Regions from separate parts of the Homo sapiens genome. Here region 2 is linked to region 1. Evidence: read pairs that join two places in POLR2A ChIA-PET (ENCODE). Cell type or tissue: GM12878. All regions are shown on one strand. Each heading gives the region's core, and the rest is flanking DNA. Links, peaks and the distances in the headings are about the cores only. Region 1 overlaps TTLL9 (tubulin tyrosine ligase like 9). Region 2 overlaps BCL2L1 (BCL2 like 1).

The links. ChIA-PET counts read pairs that join two places held together with the same protein. Peaks named below come from ENCODE experiments on the same cell type or tissue, not always from the same donor. Only the 100,000 strongest peaks of a DNase experiment are listed, where the experiment ranks them.
Region 2: POLR2A ChIA-PET joins it to region 1 with 6 read pairs; 2 of 35 experiments call an interaction of 5 or more read pairs at or near these places.

Annotation. Positions count from the first base shown.
Region 1 is chr20:31,892,422-31,897,421 of GRCh38, reverse strand. All of the region lies in intron 3 of TTLL9 (tubulin tyrosine ligase like 9), which reads right to left. Among named protein-coding and RNA genes, the nearest start is that of TTLL9, 24 kb to the right of the region's middle. RefSeq lists an enhancer at 2,287-2,336. In GM12878, for the core only: no CTCF peak of the experiment used is centred there; a DNase peak (open chromatin) is centred at 2,091; H3K27ac peaks cover 1,165 bases.
Region 2 is chr20:31,689,746-31,696,667 of GRCh38, reverse strand. The region is part of intron 2 of BCL2L1 (BCL2 like 1); the gene reads left to right. The region is part of intron 3 of BCL2L1-AS1 (BCL2L1 antisense RNA 1); the gene reads right to left. Among named protein-coding and RNA genes, the nearest start is that of BCL2L1-AS1, 18 kb to the right of the region's middle. In GM12878, for the core only: no CTCF peak of the experiment used is centred there; no DNase peak of the experiment used is centred there; H3K27ac peaks cover 1,148 bases.

The sequences.
Region 1 (5,000 bases), core at 1-5,000:
GACTGACAAAGGAAAGACTCAACTACCCAATATGAGGACTGAAACAGAGGCTACCGCTATGGAGCCCGCAGGTATCACAGCCACAATAAGGAAATGCTACTAACAGCTCTACACACCTACATTTGACAGCTTAGATGAAATGGAACAATTCCTCAAAAAGCACAATTACTACAACTCATCCAATATGAAATAGGTAATTTGAATAGCTCTATAGCTATTAAGGAAATTGAATTCATAATTCAAAACCTCCCAAAAAAGAAATCTCCAGGCTCAGTGGTTTCACTGGAGAATTTCCCCAAATATTTGAAGAAGGATTAACACCAATCCTACACAATCTCTTCCAGAAAATAGAAGAGGAGGGAGAATTTCCTAATTCATTTTGCCAAGCTAGTATTAACCTGATATCAAAACCAAAGACAGTACACAAGAAGTAAACCACAGACCAATATCCCTTATGAATGTAGATGGAAAAATCCTTAACAAAATGCAATCAAATAGAATTCAGCAATATATAAAAAGGACTATACACCATAACCAAGCGGAGTTTATTCCAGTAGGCAAGGCTGGTTCAATATTCAAAAATTAATCCATGAGCCAGGCATGGTGTCTCACGCCTGTAATCCTAACCCTTTGGGAGGCTGAGACAGGCAGATTACTTGAGGTCAGGAGTTCAAGACCAGCCTGGCCAACATTGTGAAATCCCATTTCTACTAAAAATACAAAAATTAGTCAGGCGTGGTGGTGGGCACCTGTAGTCCCAGCTACTCAGGAGGCTGAGGCAGGAGAATCGCTTGAATTGGGGAGGCAGAGGTTGCAGTGAGCCGAGATAGCACCACTGCACTCCAGTGTGGGCGACAGAGAGAGACTGTCTCAAAAAAAACCAAAACAACAACAAAAAAAACAATGTAATCAGTCATATTAACAGACTAAAATGGAGAAATCACATGATTATATCAATTGATGCAGAAAAGGCATTTGACAAAAATTAAACACTCATTCATTTAAAAACTCTGAGAGGAACTTCATCAACTTGATAAAAGCATCTTAAAAAAACTCGAGCTAACATTATAATTAGTGGTGTGTGAAAGTTGTCAGATTCAAAATGGAATCACTTGTGTCAAACCCTGGCAAAATAGGGCCAGGGGGCCGGGCTAGGTGGCTCACGCCTATAATCCCAGCTCTTCGGGAGGCTGAGGCGGGCAGATCATTTGAGGTCAGGAGCTGGAGACCAGCCTGACCAACATGGTGAAACCGCGTCTCTACTAAAAATACAAAAAAATCAGGCCGGGCGCAGTGGCTCATGCCTGTAATCATAGCACTCTGGGAGGCTGAGGCAGGCAGAACACCTGAGATCAGGAGTTCCAGACCAGCCTGGACAACATGGTGAAACCCCATCTCTACTAAAAATACAAACATTAGCCGGGCATGGTGGCTGGTGCCTGTAATCCCAGCTACTGGGGAGTCTGAGGCAGGAGAATCGCTTGAACCCGGGAGATGGAAGTTGCAGTGTGCCGAGACTGTGCCACTGCACTCCAGCCTGGGCAAGAGAGCGAGACCCTGTCTCAATAAATAAATAAATAAATAAATAAATAAATAAATAAATAAATACATGAATAACCTTACTGTTCCAGAAGGCAGAGGGACTGAAATGGGTTGGCATGGCTGCATTCCTTTTGGAGGCTCTATGGGAGAATTTGTTTCCTTGCCTTTCCCAGCTTCTAGCCGGGCATGGTGGCATGTGCCTGTAATCCCAGCTACCCGGGAGGCTGAGGCAGGAGAATCGTTGGAACCTGGGAAGCAGAGCCTGCAGTGAGCCGAGATCACACCACTGCTCTCCAGCCTGGGCTACAGAGTGAGACTCCATCTCAAAAAATAAAAAGTAAAAAAATAAAAATACAGAGCCAGGAAAGGTCATGAAGGGAGGAGTCTCATGCATGATTTGCCAGATAATAAGAACTTTCACAAGAACATTTTCCAAACCACAGCTTCCCACATGAGACAAGAGTACTGCTAACAGCACAAGGGCAGCTAGCAGCTAACACAGGAACACTAGCCTGACACGGTTTCTCAGGCCCAATCCAAAACTGCAAGGGCCTAACAAGAACTCCGAGACTCCAAGTCCTACCTAGCAACTACTGACACTCACCAATCTGCTACTGAACTCGCCAGCTCTCATAAAAAACACTGCTAGCGCCAATGAACTTTCTTTTGAAACAACTTACGTAAATCTCCTCTTTCCCCAAGAGAACCCTAAACTTTTCCTTTGTTCTCAGACATGCTGGGGGCTGCCCTAGTCTATGTGGACATCCTGGATTGCAGTTCTACTTCTTGTATATTATTCCCAAATAAAACCTTTTTACTTGGAGATTTGTCTCTATTTTTTTATGTTGATGGATGAAAAACTGGAGTTGGAGACCAGACTGGGCAACATAGTGAGACACTGTCTCTAAAAATAAAAATAAATTAAACAATAATCAGCACTGCAGCCCCACATAGCTCAAATACTAACAAGCTCAAGACGGCAGTGAAGGAGGTTGGATTGGAGTACACGCAATTTAATTAAAGCTGCAGCCCAACCCATGTTCAACTCAGCTTTAGGAGGAATCTGAATGATCAGCCCCTAAACCTGCTAGTCAGAGGAAGGAGCTCGCATACTCTATAAAGTGTGTGTACGTATGTGTGTGTGTGTGTGTGTGTGTGTATATACATGTATATATATATAAAGTGTGTGTATGTATGTGTATATATGTATATGTATATAAAGACTAAAAAATTATGATATACAATTGTTTTTCATACACAATATCCAGAGTGCAGTTCTAAAAATATAACACATGCAATAGCAAAGCAGGGAAATGTAATACATAATCAAGAGGAAAAAGAGCCAACTGAAATAAACCCATAAATGACCCAGTTATCAGAATCATTAGAGAAGAAATTTAAAAATTATTATAAATATGTTATAGGATTTATGGGAAAAGATGGATACAATGTGTGAATAGATGAGTTACTGCAGAAAAGAACCAAATGGCCAAGTGGCTCATACCTGTAATCCCAATACTTTGGGAGGCTGAGGTGGCAGGATCACCCAGGAGTTCAAGACCAGCCTGTGCAACACAGTGAGACCCCATTTCTACACAAAGTTTTAAAATTAGCCAGGCATGGTGGTACGTGCCTGTAGTCCCAGCTACCTGGGGAGCTGAGGTGGGAGGATCACTTGAGCCCAGGAGGTTAAAGCTGCAGTGAGCCATGATCGCACCACTGCACTCCAGCCTGTGTGACAGAGCAAGACCCTGTCTCAAAAAAAAAAAAAAAAAAAAAAAGAACCAAATGGAAATTCTAGAAGGGAAAACTATAATATCTGAAATTGAAAGTTCAATGGATGTGCTTAACAAGAGACTAGGCATTGAGAAGGAAAAACCGTACATTTGAAAACAGTCTAATTGAAATTGTTCAAATTGAATTAGAGAAAAAATTTATACATGAACAGAACCTCAGTGACTCGTGAGATAATATCAAGCAGTCTAACATACATATAACTGAAGTTCAAGAAAGAGATGGGGAAGAGATAGGACAGAAAATATTTTTTGAAGAAATGATGGCTAAAAAATTTTCCAAATTTGATTAAATTATCAACTCACAGATCCAAGATGCTCAATTAACCCCAAGCAAGACAGACACAACGTAAACTACACCCAGGTAAACCATAGTCAAATTGCTGAAAAACAGAACAGTCTTAAAAAAAAAAAAAAGCCTGAGGAAAAAAGACACATCGCATAGAGGGGTGAGGGTGGTGGAGAGTGGGAGTGGAAGACAAGAACAGCTGACTTTGGCTAGGCGCAGTGGCTTACGCCTGTAATCCCAGAACTTTGGGAGGCTGAGGCAAGCGGATCACCTGAGGCCAGGAGTTCAAGACCAGCCTAACCAACATGGAGAAATCTGGTCTCTACTAAAAATACAAAAATTAGCCAGGCGTAGTGGCGGGTACCTGTAATCCCAGCTATTCAGGAGGCTGAGGCAGAAGAATCCCTTGAACCTGGGAGGTGGAGGTTGCAGTGAGCCGAGATTGCACCATTGCACTCCAGCCTAGGTGACAGAGCAAGACTCTGTCTCAAAAAAAAAAAAAAAAAGAAAAAGAACAGCTGACTTCACATCAGAAACAACATAAGCCTGAAGACAAAGGAATATCATCTTTCAAGTGCTTAAAGAAAAAAAGATCAACCTCGAATTCTATATCCAGTAAAACTTTACTTAAAATATGACAGTGAAATAAAGACAATTTTCAAATAAATAAAAGCTGAGAGAATTTATTGCCAACAGATCCACACTATAAGAAACACTAAAGAACGTTCCTCGGGCTGCAGGAAAATTATACCAGATGGAAATTCAGAAGGAATGATGAGTGGGGTAAATATGGAATACTTTCTTCCATGTCTTAATTAAAAAAAAAATTCAAGTAGCTATTTAAAGCAAATATAGTGAGAATGTAATGAAGGGTTTATAACATATTTACAAGTAAATATATGACAAAAATAGCAGCACAAACGATCAGAGGGGAGCAAACAGAAGTGTGTTGCTGTAGGGTTCTTAGTTGTGCATGAAGTGGTGTAATTATGCTTCAAGGTAGACTGTGATAAGGTAAGGATGCATATTGTAATCCCCTAGAGCCATAGGTTGTGAAGTGTGGTCTCAAGTATTCCTCAGGGTCCCCAACTCTTTTTCAAGGGTACACAAATCTTCCCTTTTCCAAATACTATCTTTGTGAGGCTAGATTTTCTTCCTGTCCTTCAACCAAAACAATCTATCACAGCAGATTGAACACAGAAGATCTGGAAAGTCAAATGTTTTCTAATAAGCCAGACGTTAAAGAGAGTCACAAAAATGTAAAACGACTACTACTCATCTCAGTACATTTTGGTGGGGAAATATAACTATAACTCACAAAAATGTTGGGCCGAACACAGTGGCTCACACCTGTAAACCCAGAGCTTTGGGAGGCC
Region 2 (6,922 bases), core at 823-5,822, 200 kb after region 1:
GTGCTGCGATTACAGGCGTTAGCCAGCAGTGTCTGGCCTCTAATGACACTTTATTCATGAGAATAAATGCCAAAATGTATACAGTGCATGGGCATATGACTGGGAGACCTTGGTACGCCAGCAGTGGCAAGGACAGTCACCTAGAAGTAAGTGCCCTAGAGTACACCGAACCTGGGTTTCAACTGCCCAGGCTTACTCCTTCTCAAAACCAGCCCTTTTCCAGCTTTGTGTCCCTGTGTGTTTGCATGGGTGCAGGCACAAGTAGATGACACAGTGGTGATGCTATGCACCCAGGACATTTCATAATAGGGAAGGACGTTGACCGCTGCCATGGGGTACCAAAGGTCATCAGGGCTGTGAAAGCCAAGGACACTCAGGCAGCCTTACTCCCCTTTGAGTCTGAGTCATTTCCTGAGGGATATTGGTCATTCATTCATTTGTTCATTAACAAGTATTTATTGCATTCCTGTCATATATCAGGGACTGAGCTAAAGGTTGGACATACAGTCTGAACGAACCAAAGTCCCTATTCTCACCCAGTGGACATTCCAAGGTGGGTGACAGATTTTAAGTAAATTAACATGTCAGGGCTAGGCATGGTGGCTCTCGCCTTTAATTCTAGCACTTTGGGAAGCTGAAGTGGGAGTATTGCTTGAGCCCAGGAGTTCGAGACCAACCTGGGCAACATAGTGACAACCCACCTCTAAAAAATAAATAACATGTGAGGTAGTATTTAGTGATATAGGGAAAAATAAAGCAGAGAAAAGGGATTAGGGATGGGAAAAGGAAGGGTAGGGTAGTTAGGAAGGCCTCTCTGATAAAGTGACATTGGATCTGAATGCAGTGAGGGCATGAGCTGTGCGGATATATGGGGGAATAGTGTTGTAGGCATAGAGAACAGCAAGCCGTAAAACAAAAAAAAGCCAGATGCAGTGGCTCACGCCTATAATCCCAACACTTTGGGAGGCCAAGGCAGGAGGATCACTTGATGCTGAGAGTTTGAGATCAGCCAGAGCGACAAAGCCAGAGTTTAGTTGGGCATAGTGGTGCATGTCTGTAGTCCTAGCTAGCTACTCGGGACACTGAGGCAGGAAGATGGCTTAAATCCAGGAGTTTGAGGCTGCAGTGAGCTATGATCCTGTCCCTCCACTCTAGTCTGGCTGACAGAGCAAGACCTTGTTTCAAAAAAATTAAAAAATAAAGCAAGTACAAAAAAAGACTCTCCAACATATTTAAAGTACAGCAAGTTGGCCAGTATGGCCAGAGTAGAGTAAGCCAGTGGTAGGAATCAGGTCTGAGACGTCACCAGGGGCCAGGTCTTGTAGGGCCACATGGGACCTTGCTTTAAGGGCAGTGGAAAGGCATGGAGGATTTTTAAGCAAAGAAGTGACAGGTTTTAGAAGGATCTCTCTGATGTGGAGAACAAACTCTATGGGTAAGAGCGGGAGCAGGAGACCAGTGAGAAGCCAGGTGGGTGATAACAGCAGTTTATACCAGGGTGGATGGGTGGTGGAAGTGGCGAGCAGTGGTCAGAGCTTCAATACAATTTGAAGGTTGGACCAACTGGATTTGCTGATGTTTGCTGGATAAGAGGTGAGAGAGAAAGGAGTCCAGGTTTTTGGCTTAAGAAACTGGAAAGTCCTTACTGCCATTTAATAAGGGGAAGATGCCTTGGCTGATAGTGATTTCCTGCTAGGGCTGTGGAGTTGAACTGCCTGCATTCAAGTCCTAGTTTGCTTACTGTTTTGTTTTTGTTGTTGTTTTGAGATGAGGTCTCACTATGTTGCCTGTGCTTGTCTCGAACTCCTGGGCTCAAGTGATCCTCCCGCCTCTATCTTCCTGGGATTATAGGTACGCCACCAGGCCCTGCTTACTGTTTGACTTTGAGCAAGTGTTTGACTTTGCCAAGCCTTAGTTTCCTTCAATGTAAGCCTACTGTCTAGATGATAGGCAGTTGGGTGCTGTGAAAACTAAATGAGGGTAATTTGTATGAAGGGCTTAGGACAATGCCTGGCATATGGTAAACCTTCAGTAAGAGTTAGCTCTAATCCTTATTACTATTGTTGGAAGACAAGAAGTCCCAGGGCCTCAAGGTCCTCTGGAAAGCAGGCAGCAGGTCACACTCCACCTCCACCACCCCCTCAAGGAGCCCGCCCTCCAAGAGGCAGCTCAGACACCATCTGTCCAGCAGAGAAAAGCCACAGGGAGACAGCTTTCGGGGAGCATTAGATAGATGAGCCCTTCCCAAGAAACCTAATCTCATTCTCAGCAGGTGCTAATCCCACCACCCTCCCTTGGTATCTGAGCCCAGCCCACCCACTTCCTTCCCCACCCCCATCCTGTGTCCTAGACCCTCTTCCCCTTCTCACCAGCTCCAAGCTGCCACCAGCAAACTTCCTTACCAGATGGAGGGGCTCTGACAGAAGCCCACCACCCATCTGACTGGGCCCAGCCTCTCACATGTATCAGGTCACCAAGGGCTACAGGTGCCACCTGTCCAGAAGCCCCCCCTACAGGTGCCAGTTCCTGGGCGTGGTGCTTGATCCAGGCTGGAGCCAGCTGGAGCCAGGAACTCCCACTGTGCCCCAGCTGCTGCCTGCCCTCCCACCCACAGGCAGAGAAACAGGCTTAACCCTTCGGACACTGCATATGTTGAGTTAGTTGTTACAGTTCTGGCTCAGAGTATTGCACTGTTTCAGTACACTTTTTTTTTTTAAAGAAATTTATCATAAATACAACAGAGAATATCTAATGCATATGTACAATTTTAAAAATAGGAAAATCATCACTTGTAAACTCATCACCCAGATTAATTAATAATCAAACATATGTTTGCCTTGCATGATGGCTTATGCCTGTAATCCCAGCACTTGGGAGGCTGAGGTAGGAGGAATGCTTGAGGCCAGAAGTTTGAGACTAGCCTGGGCAACATAGTGAGACCACCATCTCTACAAAAACTAAAATTAAAAAATAGCTGGGCGTGGTGGTGCACGCCTATAACTCCAGCTACTCAGAAGGTTGAGTCGGGGATCACCTGAGCCCAGGAGTTTAAGGCTGCAGTAAGCTATGATCGCGCCACTGTTCTCCAGTGTGGGCAACAGAGGGAGACCTTGTCTCTAAAAACAAACAAAAATAAACGTGAGTACCTTAGAGCCCCCTGTGTACCCCCTCCCCAATCACAGCTACCCCACCATCCATACTCCTGAGTTCTGTGTTTTCTTTTGTGATATCTTACCATGTCAACCAGGCTAGAGTGCAGTGGCATGATCATACCTCACTTCAGCCTCAAACCTCTGGGCTCAAGTGATCCTCCTGCCTCAGCCTGCCAAGTAGCTAATTTTTTAATTATTATTATTATTTTTTTTAGAGATGGGATCTCACTATGTTGCCTGGGCTGGTCTAGAACTCCTGGCTTCAAGCGATCCTCCTACCTCAGCTTCTCAAAGCACTGGGATTACAGGTGTGAGCCACCACACCTGGCTACCTTTTTTTTTTTTTTTTTTTAAGTTTTACTATATATATATAGGTATATATTCCTAAACAATATAGGATATTCTTCTACATGCTTTTTTTTGTTTTTGTTTTTGTTTTTTTTTTTTGAGACGGTCCCACTTTCTCGCCCAGGCTGGAGTGCTATGGTGCGACCTCAGCTCACTGCAACCTCCGCCTCCTGGGTTCAAGCGGTTCTTCTGCCTCAGTCTCCCGAGTAGCTGGACTACAGGCGCACGCCACCACACCTGACTAATTTTTTTTTTTTAAGACCGAGTCTCACTCTGTCGCCCAGGCTGTAGTGCAGTGTGGTGCGATCTTGGCTTACTGCAACCTCTGCCACCCGGGTTAAAGTGATTCTCTTGCCTCAGACTCCCTAGTAGATGGGATTACAGGCACCTGCCACTGCGCCTGGCTAATTTTTGTAGTTTTAGTAGAGATGGGGTTTCACCATCTTGGCCAGGCTGGTCTTGAACTCCTGACCTCGTGATCCACCAGCCTCGGCCTCCCAAAGTGCTGAGATTACAGCTGTGAGCCACGGCGCCCAGCCCTAAGTTTTGTATTATTAGTAGAGATGGGGTTTCACCACATTGGCCAGGCTGGTCTCAAACTCCTGACCTCGTGATCTGCCTGCCTCAGCCTCCCAAAGTGCTGGGATTACAGGCGTGAGCCACTGCGCCCAGCCTGTGCATTCTTTTAAACTTCATTTAGGTATTATGCTGTGTTTATCATCTGCAGTTTCCTTTTTTCATTCAAGGTTGAGATCCATCCATGTTACTTGCATAGCATAATTTGTTCATTTTCGTATCCATTTATATGATCATGTCTCAAGCTGTGTATCCATTCTGCTGTCAGTGGTTATTTGGGTTGTCCCCTTGTTTTTGCTGTTTCAGACAATGCTGTTATGAAAACTGTTTGTGTCTCCTGCACATGCACATGTTCAAGAGTTTCTCCCAGGCAGTGGTTCCCAAACTTTAGCTGCCCATCAGAATCACCTGGAAGGTTTGTTAAACCTCAGATTGCTGGGCTCCACCCCCAAAGTGTTTGATTGTGTATGTCAGGGTTGGGGCCCTCAGAATTTGCACTTCTAACAACTTCTCAGCTGATGCTGCCACTCTTGGTCCTGGGACCTCACTGAGAATCATTGTTGTAGGGTTTACACAGAAGTGGAATTGCTTGATCAGAAGGTAATGGCAGATTGTTTTCCTGTGTTTGTGTGAATTTACACAGCCACCAACAGCATATGGGTTTTCCATTACTTTACCTCTTTGTTAATACTTGATATGGTCAGACTTAAATTTTTATGGAGCTGGTGGGTGTGAGATGGTATCTTGCGGTTTTAATTTGCATTTCTCAGATTACAAGTGGGGCTGTGAATCTTTTCTTACATCTGTTGGCCATTCATGTTTCCTCTTTGTAAAATGTTCAAGTCCTTGCTCCATTTCCTTTTGATTTGACTTTTTCTTATGGGTTTGTAGGCTTTTAAAATGTATTTTGAATACTAATACTTTGTCTATGCATGTTACAAATATAGTCTTTCAGTTCTTCTGCCTCAGCCTCTTGAGTAGCTGGGATTAATTTGTTCGCCGGGCGCCACCACACCCAGCCTGTTTATTTTATTTTATTTTATTTTATTTTATTTTATTTTATTTTATTTTTTATTTTGAGATAGAGTCTCGCTCTGTCGCCCAGGCTGGAGTACAGTGGCACGGTCTTGGCTCATTGCAACCTCCGCCTCCCAGGTTCAAATGATTCTCCTGCCTCAGCCTTTCAAGAAGCTGGAATTACAGGCATGCACTACCACACCCAGCTAATTTTTGTATTTTTAGTAGAGACGGAGTTTCAACATGTTGGCCAGGCTGGTCTCCAACTCCTGACCTCAAGTGAGCCTCCATGCCTGGCCTCCATAGGGTGTTAAAGGCTGTAAATTTGAATTATTTATGACTTAAGTTATACCTAGAGCTTATTGTATATACTGTATTAATATTTCTTTTTTTTTTTTTTTTTTTTTTTTTTTTTTTTTTTTGAGACAGAGTCTCGCCCTGTTGCCCAGGCTGGAGTGCAATGGCATGATCTCGGCTCACTGCAACCTCTGCCTCCCGGGTTCAAGCGATTCTCCTGCCTCAGCCTCCCAAGTTAGCTGGGATTACAGGCATATGTCACCATGCCTGGCTAATTTTTTTTATATTTTTAGTAGAGACGGGGTTTCACCATGTTGGCCAGGCTGGTCTCAAATGCCTGACCTCAGGTGAGCCACCCACCTCGGCCTCCCAAAGTGCTGGGATTACAGGCCTGAGCCACCGTGCCTGGCCTACTGTATTAATATCTCATAATGAACAAAGGTACCCTCTTTGGGAAAAAGTTGGGGCTTTTTTTCCTTTTTTCTTTTTTAACTTTTCAATTGATTCTCAAAGCCAGCATGTGGGAGAGAGTTTATCAAAACAGCCAGGCATCATGGCGCACGCCTGTAATCCCAGCTCCTTGGGAAGCTGAGACATGAGAATTGCTTGAACCCAGGAGACGGAGGTTGCAGTGAGCTGAGATCATGCCATTGCATTCCAGCCTGGGCAACAGAGTGAGACTCTGTCTGCAAAAAAAAAAAAAATACATACTGACCTGTGTGTGGGATTTGCTTCAAAATACTACTGGAGTGAGAGATAGTGGTTGGGGAACAGATGAAATCAGATTGGCACCAAGTTGGTACTTGTTGAAGTTGAATGATGGGTTCGTTTTATTCTGTCTACTTTTGTACATGATTAAATATTATCATAAGAATAAGTTTAAAATTGGCCAGGTGCAGTGACTCACACCTGTAATCCCAGCAGTTTGGGAGGCTGAGGTGGAAGGATGGCTTGAGCCCAGGAGTTGGAGACCAGCCTGGACAACATAGTGAGACCCTGTGTCTCTCAAAAAAAAAAAATTAGTCATTTGCAGTGGTACACACCTGTAGTCCTAGCTTCCTAGCTACTTGGGAAGCTAAAATAGGAGAATCTCTTCAGTCCGGGAGGTTGAAGCTGCACTGAGTCATGATTATGCCACTGCACTCCAGCCTGGATGAGAGTGAGACCCTGTCACAGGGGGAAAAAAAAAGTTAAAAATATCCAAGGACTATTTCCAGGGCTACTTGTGAGGTAGCACATCTTTTCTTTTTTTCTTTTTTGAGACAGAGTTTCGCTCTTGTTGCCCAGGCTGGAGTGCAATAGCGCGATCTCCAGCTCACCGCAACCTCCGCCTCCTGGGTTCAAGCAATTCTCCTGCCTCAGCCTCCCGAGCAGCTGGGATTACAGGCATGTGCCACCACACCCAGCTAATTTTTTGTATTTTTAGCAGAGACAGGATTTCTCCATGTTGGTCAGGGTGGTCTTGAACTCCCAACCTCAAGTGATCCGCCCGCCTCAGCCTCCCAAAGTGCTGGGATTACAGGCGTGCGCCA